2 separate regions of the Homo sapiens genome follow, and region 1 is linked to region 2. A link is a contact called in ENCODE Hi-C or POLR2A ChIA-PET data. All regions are on one chromosome and are shown on one strand. Each heading gives the region's core, a stretch centred on a gene start or an enhancer-like site at or near the end of the contact. The rest is flanking DNA. Distances are from core to core; before and after follow the strand shown. Region 1 overlaps SKI (SKI proto-oncogene). Region 2 overlaps PRKCZ (protein kinase C zeta).

Region 1 (5,960 bases), core at 3,461-5,960, 130 kb after region 2:
CGGGCCCACGGCTGAAGTTTGGGTTGTATCCTTTTAAGGAATAGCAGACGGGTTTTCAGCCACACCGAAGAGAACCTCAGCGTAGCAGAGTGTTGCTGGGCCATGTGCTTCAGGAGCAGGGCCACAGGCAGGACCTCGAGTGCCCAGCCCGCTCACCACGCTGTGGGCGGCCTCTTGGGAATGTCAGAACACCAGCACAGGCGATCTCCTCGGAACCCAGATTGTGGGCGATCCTGCCGCTCCACCTGCTGTGGCCCCAGGGTTGCACCACCATGTGGACTGTGGCTGGCAGCTTCTGGAGGCTTCTTGGTGCCTACAACATCTGCGCCACTCCACAGCGTTGCCTATTGGTGGCAGCCATCCCCTCCATAAGCCCGTGGCCCCTGTACAGAGACGAATTGGCGCTCACGGACTCACCCTGCGAGGCAGCATCTGCGTCTGCAGGACTTCCCGGCCCTTGGCCGCACATTTCCCTCCAGTTCCCATCATGGCAGCTGTGCCTGGTTGCGGATGCTGCATGCTGAGGAGAGGAGGCGTGGGCCCGCCCGGTGTGCATGGGCAGGTCTGAGACTGGCCACTCCCATGGCGCATGCATTCCCCTGGAGGGTCCCCTTGCCCCGTGGCTGCAGCCTGGCAGGAGAAGACGCTGAGGGGACGCACGGGAGGGGTTGCAGGGTGGGCTGTGCTGTGTGGCAGGCCTTGGGGTGTAGCCGCAAGCTGTGGGTCCATCCCCCCGCACCAGAGTGCAGTTTTGACACCGGGTGGTCATGGGCCGAGCATCCATGCAGGTGTGGAGACGGAAGCCTGACCCACAGAGCTTGGTGGTGGCCCCTGGACTGACCTGTGGGCTGCTCAACCGCTCTGCCACTGTGCGTTGTTCACATGTGAAGCCGGCGTCACAAAGGCCTCAATGTCTGTTTCAGCTGGATACATGCGCGCCCTCGTGGGGGCTTGAGGGCACACTGGCCGCTGGACACTGGGGTCCCGGGGTGACTGAGGCTGGTGCCCTCCTGACAGGTTGCTGGGCTGCAAGTTGAACAGAAAACTGGTTTTCTTCACTCTGCGAAGTTCCCTGTGGTTGTCCCTGGGGTTGGAGGGAGTTGTGTTGACATCATCATGGCTGCTGCTGTGCGCCTCTCCCTTGGAGCAGGTGTGGTCCCCGGCTCCTGGATTGGCTGCCCATGCTCAGGATGGTCTGGGGTGTGGCCGTGGCCTGTCCCCGGGCCGGATGGCTTTCTCAGCAGCTCCCTGAGGCAGCATGAGCAGAGGCGGGACCCTGCCCGGGTCCTGTTTCCCCCTTGTATCCTTTGGCCCTAATACGGGGTCCCGTTTACCAATGAGGGCAAAGAGACCAGTCTAAGGGGAGGCTGAAAACTCACAGGCAGGCCTGTCTGGCCTTGGGGTCTGGGTGCTGCTTCCAGGCAGACCACATCCCAGGTGAGGTGCAGACATTCAGAGACAGACGTGGCCGATCCTGGCTGCTGTATCAACGCGCCCACCAAATGGGGCCTTCTTTGATCATCAGTCAAAAGCAAGAATGTGCCTGTGGTGGGCGGGCGCGTGTGCCAGCTTCCAGGCCGTGGGCTCCTTGGTGCCCAGAGCTCACCCTGTGGTGCTTGCCCACTACTCACTCCCGCCTCCCCGGAGTCTTGCCCTGGGGGGTCCTGGTGTGGGAGCTGCCTTCTCTAGTTGGGTGGAGCCTTGCCTGCTGGTGCCTGTGAGCCCTGGGTGGGTGGATGCCGGGTGGTCGTGGAGGTTCACAGCAGGCTCTATGTGGTTGTTTTGTGTGGATTTGGGGTGTGAATTCTCTCAGCAAAGGCTGACTCAGACCCCAGTGTTCAGAAGGTTCAAGGAAGCGACCGTCAGCGCCGAGTGGCCAGCAGGGCGGGGATGCGGCGTTGAGCCCCGTCATTCAGCTTCAGTGTGGAGAAGGCCCGGAGCTGTGGGCATCAGCTCGGGGACCCGAGTGACTGTCCCTGCCTCGGGGAGGGGGGGGGCCACACGGGCAGGCGGGGCAGCAGCTTGTGCCCATGTCCTCCTCACGGACTCTGGAAGTGAGAGGCGCTGAGGCCACAGTGGGGGAAGTGGCCCAGCTGACGACCCGGGCTCTCGGTGCCCTGGGAGGAGCTGTTGTTAGGACATGTGCAGACTGGGTTCAGCCTGTCTGGAGTGGCTCAGGTGCCTGGGGACAGAGGCCAGCTGTAACCGCTGCTGCACTCGGTTCTGGATTCAGTGCCCTCCGCCTCTGCGGCGTCTCCCTCGGCAGCTGTCCAGGACTCCAGCCTCCCTGCCAGGGTAGGGGACATGGAGCGTCTCCTTGCTCTGGGGGGTTGAGGTCTTCTGTGTTTGGACCCTGTGGGATCTGGCAGGAGAAGCAGCCCCCACTCATGTTGTGCCAGGGGCCTGGGGAAGGGAGATGGCAGTTCTGTGACCTCCAGACTCCCTTTCCTTATTGCAGGGGATGGGCCAGCGTTTCGCCCTGAGCATCTGCACGTGTCAGGCAGGAAAGGGTCCCCAAGGCCTTCTCAATGGCTCTTCTCTGTTCCTGGCACCTTACAGGCCTGAAACGCAGGGCCCCCAAGGGTGGGGTGTGCATTTTTGGAGAGCGTCTTTTCTGAGACTCCCCCATGGGGAGCTGGTGGCTTGCTTGTGGCAGTGTACTGTGGCTGCCCAGTCCTCGGCAGGCATCCACTGCTGGCTCACCTGTTTGGGCCACCGCCTCTGCATAGGTCCTGTGGGCTTTGCTCAGGAACTGTTCCGTCAGAGGGCCTAGGGTGTCCACAGTCTTGGGCCCGCTATTCCTCAGCCCAGCCCTGCCCTGCCCTGGCAGGGGGGCACCTGTCCTTGGGTGCAAGCTCACACGCGTTGCCCGGGTGCCTGCTGGCCAGGTAGCTTGCCTGGTCATCCTCGGGGTGTGGGGAAGGACCCCAGGAGGGGAAGTGGCCGCGGGGCAGCGCGGTGTGTCGTCTGGCCTCCGCTGTGTAAGCTGACAGTGGCCTGAAGGGCTTTGGGATGGGGCAGCCCCTTGCAGGCCTATCCAGGCCCAGCCCCATTGCTTTGGTGTGTCAGGTCCAGAGCCGTGCTCCTGCCTCGTGGCCTGTGGGCTCCAAGGGCGGGTTTTGAAGCCCCAGGAAGGGTCACACCAGAGGCAAGCGGTCGTAGCTGCTCTTCCCAGAGTAAGACTCAGCCGTCTGTCACTGGGTGTGGTTTTGTCCCTGACCGACAGCTGACACTGGGGCCCCCAGGGGCCTTGGTAGGGCGGGTGGCATCCCAGGCCTGAAGACGGCTGTCTGCTTCCTGGGGCTTTGAGAAACCAATACTGCTCAGGTGACAGTCCCTCTGAGAGTGTCACTTCCTCCGCCCACAGGGGCGCAGACACCTTCTATTTTACACGTTTCTCTCCGTTTCTCTGATGCTGCAGAGAGCCCGCCCTGAGAGCCGGGAGTCGCCTGATGAGGGGTCGGCAGGGGTCTTAACGGAGTCATGTCTCCGAAGGCTCGTCCTGGCTCCCTGAAGACCAGGAGCGTCCCTGGCCCCAAGGATGGCCCTGAGCCCATCTGCCTCAACCCTCCAGATCTGCAGGGTCCTCGGCCACCCCCCACTGAGCGGATTGGGCTCGGGGCCCCGGGCCTACGGTCCTCCCGCCACCTCCACGGGGCGGCTGTTGGGGCCCCACCAGGCAGAGCCGTGTTCTCAGGCGTTGGCTCTCATGGAGGTGGCCTGAGGCATCTGACTCTTTCCCCTCAAGGAGTCTCTGAGTCTCCCGGAGTCAGCGCCGGCTGTTGTGGCTTTTCCCCGGGTGATAACTGAGCCGAATTTCCGCGCCCGCTTCAGTGGCTGCTTAGACAGGAAGCTCCACCCAGCCGGGCGTCCTCGGCCTTCTGTGCCTCTCGGGAGGGTCCGCATGATTCCGGAAGGGGCTCTGCTGCAGCTAGGATGGCACCCGCCCCTGCCAGGCATAGGCACAGCACCCTGCGGTCAGGGCCTCCGCCAGACGTCATCAACACTCACTTCCCCTCGAAAGCCGCCACATAGAGGGGGTATTTTCAGTGTCTTTTTTCCTGAACAGCTATTTTAGTGTCTCTGAAAAAAACCATCCACAGCCGTGAGCCTTCAGGGGCTGCCTGCCCTGCGTCCCCGGCCCTGTGCGCCCGAGCACTTATCTTTCTCCCTTGGGCCCAGGTCAGAGCCAGGCACCTGCCCCTCCCCTGGCCCCACCCTGCTTGTTCCCTGAGGGCTGCAGGGTGGGTGCACGTGCTGCAGGGGAGGCCACGGGCTTTGGCCAGATCTTCCCCCAGGGCCCTCCATCCCCATAATTGGAGCACCTTGATGGACAGCCTGCCCTGCGCCCCATCTTCCCCCTAGGGAAGCAGGGTCCCTGCTGCCTCCAGGAGGCTGGTTCCTGATGCAGCGTCTTCTCCTAGAGTCCTGGAGGTGGGAAGAGCCCCCGGCCCTGAGTGTGCTCTGTCCACCAAGGCTTCCTGGCTGAGGGCAAGGGCGGAGCCCCCACCGCCCGACTTTGCTGCCTCCTCTTGAGGTTGGCCTCGGCAGAGTGAGTGGGACCTCACCCCTGTGAAGGGCCCCTTGCCCTGTGTGGCCTGTTCTGCATTGGCCTGTGGTGTAGACCTGGTGCCAGCTGCCCTGGAGACTCTGTGCTGTCCTGTGGGGTCTTTGGCAGTAGAGGAATGGCCCATTTTACGGAGACTGCCCTGTGATTTTGCTTGGGAAGAGACCTTGGGTCTCAGTTGTGCCTTGCGGGCAGCACCGTCTCAGGGGTTTCCAGCCGCAGGGCTGTGGGAGTTCACGTTTGCCTGAGGCTGGATGTACCGGCTCAGGCCCCCAGCACACAACCCACATCACTCACTGGCTCTTGGGGGATGTGCCTCAGCACCTGACACACAACACCTGGTTCTGAGTGGGCTGGGTCCAGGCACCTTCGCTAAGCTTCCTCCACCAGCGGGACCTGGTTCTGGGTGGGCTGGGTCTGGGCACCTTCGCTAAGCTTCCTCCAGCACCGGGGCTGGCAAGGAGCGAGGCAAAGGTGTGTGTGGTGCCATCCTGTAGGAGCCAGGCTCCTTGGGGATGGTGTCCTTCATTTTGAAAATGTTTCCTTCCCATGGGGAGGGGGCAGCCAGAATGCCCACTCTTTAATGCACCTGTGCCAGTGGCCCACAGGGACACGGTGTCCCCTCCCCGCGACCACCCCTGTGCCGCAGCTGCCCTTCCCAGACGCATCCGTCGTGAGTGGCTCTCGCCGTGCTGTGGCTGGTTGAGCTGAGTGCCCAGCGCTGGGCACCCTCTGAGGACACACTCGGGTTCTAGGAAAGGGGTTTGGCAGGAGAAGGACGAGGGACTCCTGGCCAGGCTGAGCCGCTGTGGAAGGGGAGAGTGGGTCTTGGTGCTCCATCCCAAACCTGCTGCAGCCGTGGGTGAGGTCACCCGGAATGGCAGGACAAGGTCCACTCTGTTCTCTCGGAGATGACTTGTCCCTCAGCACAGCCTCCACGTGCCTGTTGCGCGTGGCCTAAGGGCCTTTATGCAAAGTGAACTTGGTCTCCTGGGGGGTGCCCTGGAATCTGCCTTCTGCGCCACTCAGGGTCGTTTGTGGCCGGAGTGCATGGGGCTCTGACTGCCATGTGCCAGCCACGGGGCTGGTGGAGGGACCCTGCCCTGGGAACCACAGGTGCCAACAAAACCTTTCATTGATCGCAGGTCTCCTCTGAGCCTCCGGCCTCCATAAGACCCAAAACAGATGACACCTCTTCCCAGTCCCCCGCGCCTTCCGAAAAGGACAAGCCGTCCAGCTGGCTGCGGACCTTGGCCGGCTCTTCCAATAAGGTGCTGTGGGGCCTGTCGGGGTCCTTGGGGTGGTGGGTACTGGGCCCTTCTCCTTGGGCAGACCCAGCGGCTGGCAGCTCCACCTGCCCGCTACTGAGGGCTGGCACCCGGCGCAGCCTCAG
Region 2 (6,122 bases), core at 3,301-5,800:
CAGAGGGCATCATGTCCCCCACAGTGTGACGTCCCCTGCATTGTGACACATTCCATATTTGCTCCAGAGTCACAACATTTGGGAGGTCTCCTGAGTTATGGTGCCTCAGACCAGTCCCCCAGGCCCCACCCCTGAAGCAGCACCATGCCTCATCCGAGAGAAGTGAGAGTCTCCTGGGATTGTGCTGTCTTCATGGTGGCTCTGCCCTGGTTCTGCTCTTCACCCTGTTAGTGGCACAGCATGGCCAGCATTTCCTCAGCGTTAGGAGCAGAACGAGAGTGGTCTGTTTCTAGAGTGACCTGAGAGACTCCTTCCTGCCCTTCCCTTTCATCTCTGATATCTTCGGGCCTCCCCTGGCAGCCGAGGGGCCTCCAGCATGGTTCAGGAGCCTCCCCCGGCAGCCGCGGGACCTCCAGGACCGTTTGGGGGCTTATTTCAGCTCCCTGGACCTTTCCTGTCTTTTGTAGTTTCTCCTTTTCCTCATTTCCTTACTTAAGAACGTTGCATGCAGTTTTGTGAGTCACCTTAGATTGTTTCTGGCAATAGGACAGTAGGCAATAAATCTAGAACAGTACACTTCCCACAACGCTGTTTTTAAAAACTGTGGCAACACACAACATAAAAGGTAGCATTTTGGGGCATGGAATTCAGTGGCGTTGAATGCACCCCATGCTTTGCAGCCACTGCTGGCCCCCGTCTCATCTCCAGAGCACGCCCCTCTTCCCTGCTGAAGCTTGGCCCATCAGACACTCCCTCCCTGTCCCCCGCCCCAGCCTCACATCCTCACCCCAGACGGGCACGTCCCACTTTCTGTCCCTCTGATTCGAGGACTCTAGGGACCTCATCGGAGTGGAATCACAGTGTTGGTCCTTCGGTGGCTCATTTTCCTGAGCATAGCGTCCTCAAGATTCATCCGTGCTGTGGCCTGTCTCAGAATTGCCTTCCTTTTTCAGGCTGGATAATGCCCCGTTGGATGGAGGGGCCACACTTTGCTTATCCGTCCATCCCTCGGGGGGCACTTGAGTGGCATCCACATGTTGGCCATGGTGAACAGTGCTGCTGTGAACATGGGTGTGAAGTAATCTCTTGAACACCCTGCTTCCGGTTCTTTGGGGTATACACCCAGAAACTGAATTGCTAACCACATAAGAATTCCATATTTAGGCCGGGCGTGGTGGCTCACGCCTGTAATCCCAGCACTTTGAGAGGCCAAGGCGGGCGGATCACGAGGTCAGGAGATCGAGACCATCCTGGCTAACACGGTGAAATAACACAGTGAAACCCTGTCTCTACTAAAAATACAAAAAATTATCCAGGTGTGGTGGCGGGCGCCTGTAGTCCTAGCTACTCGGGAGGCTGAGGCAGGAGAATGGCGTGAACCTGTGGGCAGAGCTTACAGTGAGCCAAGATCGCGCCATTGCACTCCAGCCTGGGTGACAGAGTGAAACTCTGTCTCAAAAAAAAAAAAAAAAAGGTCATATTTAATTTTTTTTTTTTTTTGATGGAGTCTCGCTCTGTCACCCAGGCTGGAATGCAGTGGTGGGATCTCAGCTCACTGCAGCCTCTGCCTCCCAGGTTCAAGTGATTCTCCTGCCTCAGCCCCCAGAGTAGCTGGGACTACAGGTGTGCGCCACCATACCCGGCTAATTTTTTTGTATTTTTAGTAGAGACGGAGTTTCGCCATGTTGCCCAGGCTGGTCTTGAATTCCTGACCTCAGGTGATCTGCCTGCCTCGACCTCCCGAAGTGCTGGGATTACAGGTGTGAGCCACCAAGCCTGGCACCGTGTTTAATTTTCGAGGACCTGCCGGACTGTCTTCCGCAGCAGCGGCGCTGTTCTGCACTCCTACCACAACGTGCCATGGCTCCGGTCTTTCCCGCATGGAAGCTGTCGTGTTATTTGCCCGCTCCTCCCCTTGTGGAGGCTGCCACATCGTTCTCTGTGTCTTTGACAGCAGGCCATCCTAAGGCGCATGGGGTGGTGTCCTGGAGCTTTCATTGGCATTTCCCTCCCTGGCCCTGTGCACTGCACTTTCAAATCCTGGGCCTGGTCATTGAGAGGATGCCGGGCCCGTGGTGGGGCAAACGGGAGTGTGTGGCCCCCAGGCTGGAGCTGTTGGCGCAGCCTCTGGCACAGGCACTGCCCCCATGACGGCATCCCCACCCCCAGGTTCTACGCGGCCGAGATCTGCATCGCCCTCAACTTCCTGCACGAGAGGGGGATCATCTACAGGGACCTGAAGCTGGACAACGTCCTCCTGGATGCGGACGGGCACATCAAGCTCACAGACTACGGCATGTGCAAGGTGCGTGCCTTGGACCGCCTCCCCTGACCATCCCGCATGTGCGTCTCGGGGCGCCTGTCCCGCGGGGTAGTGTCTACAAGAACCCTCTCCCAGTAACTTTGCCCCCACAGGAAGGCCTGGGCCCTGGTGACACAACGAGCACTTTCTGCGGAACCCCGAATTACATCGCCCCCGAAATCCTGCGGGGAGAGGAGTACGGTGAGTGCCGCTGCCCTGGCCCCTCTCGGAGCACACAGGGCCAGAGATGGCTTCGGGCCTGGCCCAGCAGCCAGGGAGAGGTGTCCTTGACCATCTTACACCCAAAAGCCACACACTGTCTTTCCCAGCCGGATGTCATCATCTGGCCTCAGCCCCTTATTTGAATTCTGGAAAACCTCCCATGTCCACTTGAGCAGCTCCTTGGGGAGGGCACTGCACAGGATTCCTCCTGCCAGGGAGCCCCGGGGCACAGGGAGGGGAAAGACACAGAAAGCGGGGGTGGGACAGGGTGCAGCACCTGAGTCCCCGTGCTGCACGAGTGGCTGGGGGAGAAGCTGTTGTCTGGGGAGCCCCAGGGGGTGCAGGAGCGTGTGGACAGGACCCCACAGGCCCTGCGGCTGAGGACGCCGTGCACACCAGAGTGTTTCTGCTCCTCTCCCCTCTCTGGGCGTGAAACGGGGACATGGGCACGCGTGTGCAGCCGTGTGTGCGTGTGTGAAACGGGGACGTGGGCACGCGTGTGCAGCCGTGTGTGCGTGTGTGAAACGGGGATGTGGGCACGCGTGTGCAGCCGTGTGTGCGTGTGTGAAACGGGGACGTGGGCACGCGTGTGCAGCCCTGTGTGCGTGTGTGCCGTTGGGCTGAGTGTTCGTGTGTCGGGCATCCATGTGTGTTGTGTGCACATGCATACTGTGTTTGTACACACTCCACCCACTTCTGCATCCTGGTGTTTTCAATGAGGCATGCATGGTGTGCCTTCAGACATTTTTACACATTTTTTTTGCCATCAGAATGGGTGTGGGGCAGGCAGGGCGGGCAGGTCACTCGCCGCTGGGATAACTGGGCTCCCCAGCGGCCACAATGGAAGTCTCAGTAGCCAGAGAAGGACAGACAGCAGATTGGAGGACTGGAATATAGTCTAGAACCCAGCTTGGGATGGGGATTCCGTGTGGGACAGCGGCAGCGTCTCACCTCAGCAGGGACCAGGGGGACTTCCGGGGACGCAGAGACAGCTGCTGTCCTTGGGCAAAACGGGTCAGGGTCTCCCACCCCTCATTCGCTGGAACACATTCCCAACAGGTTGACTACTTGAACCTTTTTAAAAAACAAAATGGCTGTAGAAGGAAACACAGGAGAGTATTTCCGTTACTGCAGCGAAAGGGCTTCTTCAAGCTTAGTTCTGTAGAAGCAGAAACGAGAGAGGAGGGTCGTCCGCAGGTTCCACCAGTGCCTCGTGCCGGTGTGGTCACAGGTGCCCTGGCAGGACCGACAGCCCAGAGGCAGCCTGGGAGACCTCCGTAGTGTCAGGGACGGTGGCAGGGAGGCCGAGCTGCCAGGTGGAGGTGCTGGTTCTGTTTGGGAAGTGGAAGTCACAGAGGCCTGTGTGCCGCCTGCTCAAGCCTGGCTCACACTCGTGTCAACTGGGCATGAAAACCAACGCCAGCCAGGTTCGTCCTGCTGCCGGCCCATGTGGCCCCACTCGGTGATGGCTGTGTGCTCTCCCCCAGGGTTCAGCGTGGACTGGTGGGCGCTGGGAGTCCTCATGTTTGAGATGATGGCCGGGCGCTCCCCGTTCGACATCATCACCGACAACCCGGACATGAACACAGAGGACTACCTTTTCCAAGGTGCGTGCCCCGCTGTGCGTTCGTACCCCTCACCTGCACGACTGTCTTCCTTCCTTTTCAAAGGTGCAGGTGGAGGGGTCCCGCGGGTGCCTGGAGCGGCAGTGCCATGCAAAGCGTACCGGGAACCATTCCTCCTGGCCAGACCCTGTGTCACATGCCACTCCCCGGGCCGTGGGGTGGGGTTACCACACCTGTGGGTCAGCAGGAAAGAGAACCTGTCCCCATTCAGCTCCAACTCCCTCCTGCCCTGGCCAGCAGCACATGCTGGAGCCCCAGCATGTCCTTGACCGAGGCTGTACCGAGCTGAAAGCACAGCCCCCACCCCCAAAACCCACAGCCACCATCATGGGCTCCTTCCCACCTGGAGGCCCCGGGACCTGCTCCTGGTCTGGAATTCAGTGCTGTGGGGATGTGGGATCTGGGAACGCGGCTGTCTCCGCGGTGCCCTCTGGTGGCCAGCCTGCAGAGGCACCCGTGTACCTGCGATCTTGGGGCTGAGGAAGGGGAGCTGCTGGTTCACGTCCGATCCTACGACACGTGCCAGCGCATGTAACCAGGAGGCCCAGGGAGGACCCGGCGGGACTCCGGGTTATAGATATTGCTGGGCTGTAGGAAGGGAGGGGCTCCGGGGCCCCAAGGCTGAGCTCCCAAAGCTCTTGCTCAGAGTCAGAGTCTGGGCGGCACTGGGCAAATGGCACACAACACAGGCAAGTCCTCACCAGGCTCCGCCCTTGCAGTGATCCTGGAGAAGCCCATCCGGATCCCCCGGTTCCTGTCCGTCAAAGCCTCCCATGTTTTAAAAGGATTTTTAAATAAGGTACGTTTCTGGCCATGCTGACAAAATCTCGTTTGTGGCCTCGGTGTTGGTGGGCAGAGGGCCAGGCACGGCTGTTGGCCATTTTTTCATGTCGGCTGCTGTGTATCGGGTGTGTGGGTTGATTTTCCGCTTCAGTATTTGAGCTCTGTGTTCTGTGAATCGTCCGTTTTTACTCACACCTAACAAAATGAGAATGTGTGCCCAAGGAAAATGGAACGGAGCTTAACGTACGGGGAAGGAACTTTCAATAAAGGAAACATCTGATTTCCACCACCTGGGTCAGAGCATCGGGGGAGGGCTTGTCAGCACTGGGAGTGGCCACCAAGGAGAGGGGGTCATGGGGCTTCCGGGATGGGGCTGACTTGTCCTTGTTTGAACTCTGACCTCCAGGACCCCAAAGAGAGGCTCGGCTGCCGGCCACAGACTGGATTTTCTGACATCAAGTCCCACGCGTTCTTCCGCAGCATAGACTGGGACTTGGTAAAGCATCACAAAGCCTATTTGCACCCCCATCCCCATCCCAACCCCAAATCTACCCAACCCCCATCCCAACCCCAACCCCAATATTCACCCAACCCCCACCCCACCCCATCCGAACCCCAATATCCATCCCAACCCCAAATTCATCCAACCCTCACCCCACCACCAACCCAACCCCCAGCCCAACTCCCACCCCAACCCCCAACTCAACCCCCACCCCAATATCCACCCAACCCCACTCCAACCCCTACACCCCCAACCCCTCCAACCCCTATAATCTGGTGGACAGAGCCGGGGCTGTGTGGGCCGGGTGGGCTGTGTGAGCTCGCGCACCGCCGGGCTGGTCTTTGACATGGCCCCACTTGCGTGGAGCCAAGGCTCCTGTCTCCCAGAAGGGTCAGCTGGGAATGGGGGACCACCCTCCAGGGCCCCGAGGAGGGATGGGGAGACACATTTCGTCCTCCGGAGCCAGGAGAGTGAGGGGCCGGACGAGCTCGGCCCATGGCGCTTCCTGGCAACCCTCGACTGTGCTGGCTTGGTGCCGCCAGGAGCTAGCGGCACATGCGTCCTGACCTGTGAGCACATTGGCTGTTGGTTCCACAGGGATCTGATAGTGGGGGCCGGCCTAGAGAAGGGCGTTTGCTTTGGTTTCATGGCCGGTTTTATCAGCAGTTACTGGACAGGACCAGCAGTC

What was found. A loop is a pair of places that touch in the nucleus more often than their neighbours do. ChIA-PET counts read pairs that join two places held with the same protein, here RNA polymerase II (POLR2A). Pooled maps may share reads with other maps.
Region 1: a loop to region 2 is called in a pooled map, with 2.2 times the contacts of the local background. The contact joins two enhancer-like sites. A Hi-C loop is called at or near these places in 1 of 168 maps with a recorded cell type or tissue (CD8-positive, alpha-beta T cell), 1 of 37 single-sample maps with no recorded cell type and 5 of 50 pooled maps. POLR2A ChIA-PET finds 5 or more read pairs at or near these places in 4 of 52 experiments (HEK293, OCI-LY7, T-cell and 1 more).

The regions. Positions count from the first base shown.
Region 1 is chr1:2,297,266-2,303,225 of GRCh38, forward strand. SKI (SKI proto-oncogene) reads left to right here. Exons shown (of 7, transcript NM_003036.4): 2 at 5,713-5,838. Among named protein-coding and RNA genes, the nearest start is that of SKI, 72 kb to the left of the region's middle. RefSeq lists enhancers at 631-1,142, 1,143-1,654, 3,894-3,953. Within about 2 kb of position 4,711, at least 34 of the 41 ENCODE cell types and tissues checked have a DNase peak (open chromatin) inside an H3K27ac peak, as active enhancers do.
Region 2 is chr1:2,169,886-2,176,007 of GRCh38, forward strand. PRKCZ (protein kinase C zeta) reads left to right here. Exons shown (of 18, transcript NM_002744.6): 12 at 2,170-2,305; 13 at 2,416-2,503; 14 at 4,012-4,131; 15 at 4,869-4,948; 16 at 5,339-5,428. Among named protein-coding and RNA genes, the nearest start is that of PRKCZ-AS1, 11 kb to the right of the region's middle. RefSeq lists a silencer at 3,961-4,127 and an enhancer at 5,681-6,122. Within about 2 kb of position 4,551, at least 7 of the 41 ENCODE cell types and tissues checked have a DNase peak (open chromatin) inside an H3K27ac peak, as active enhancers do.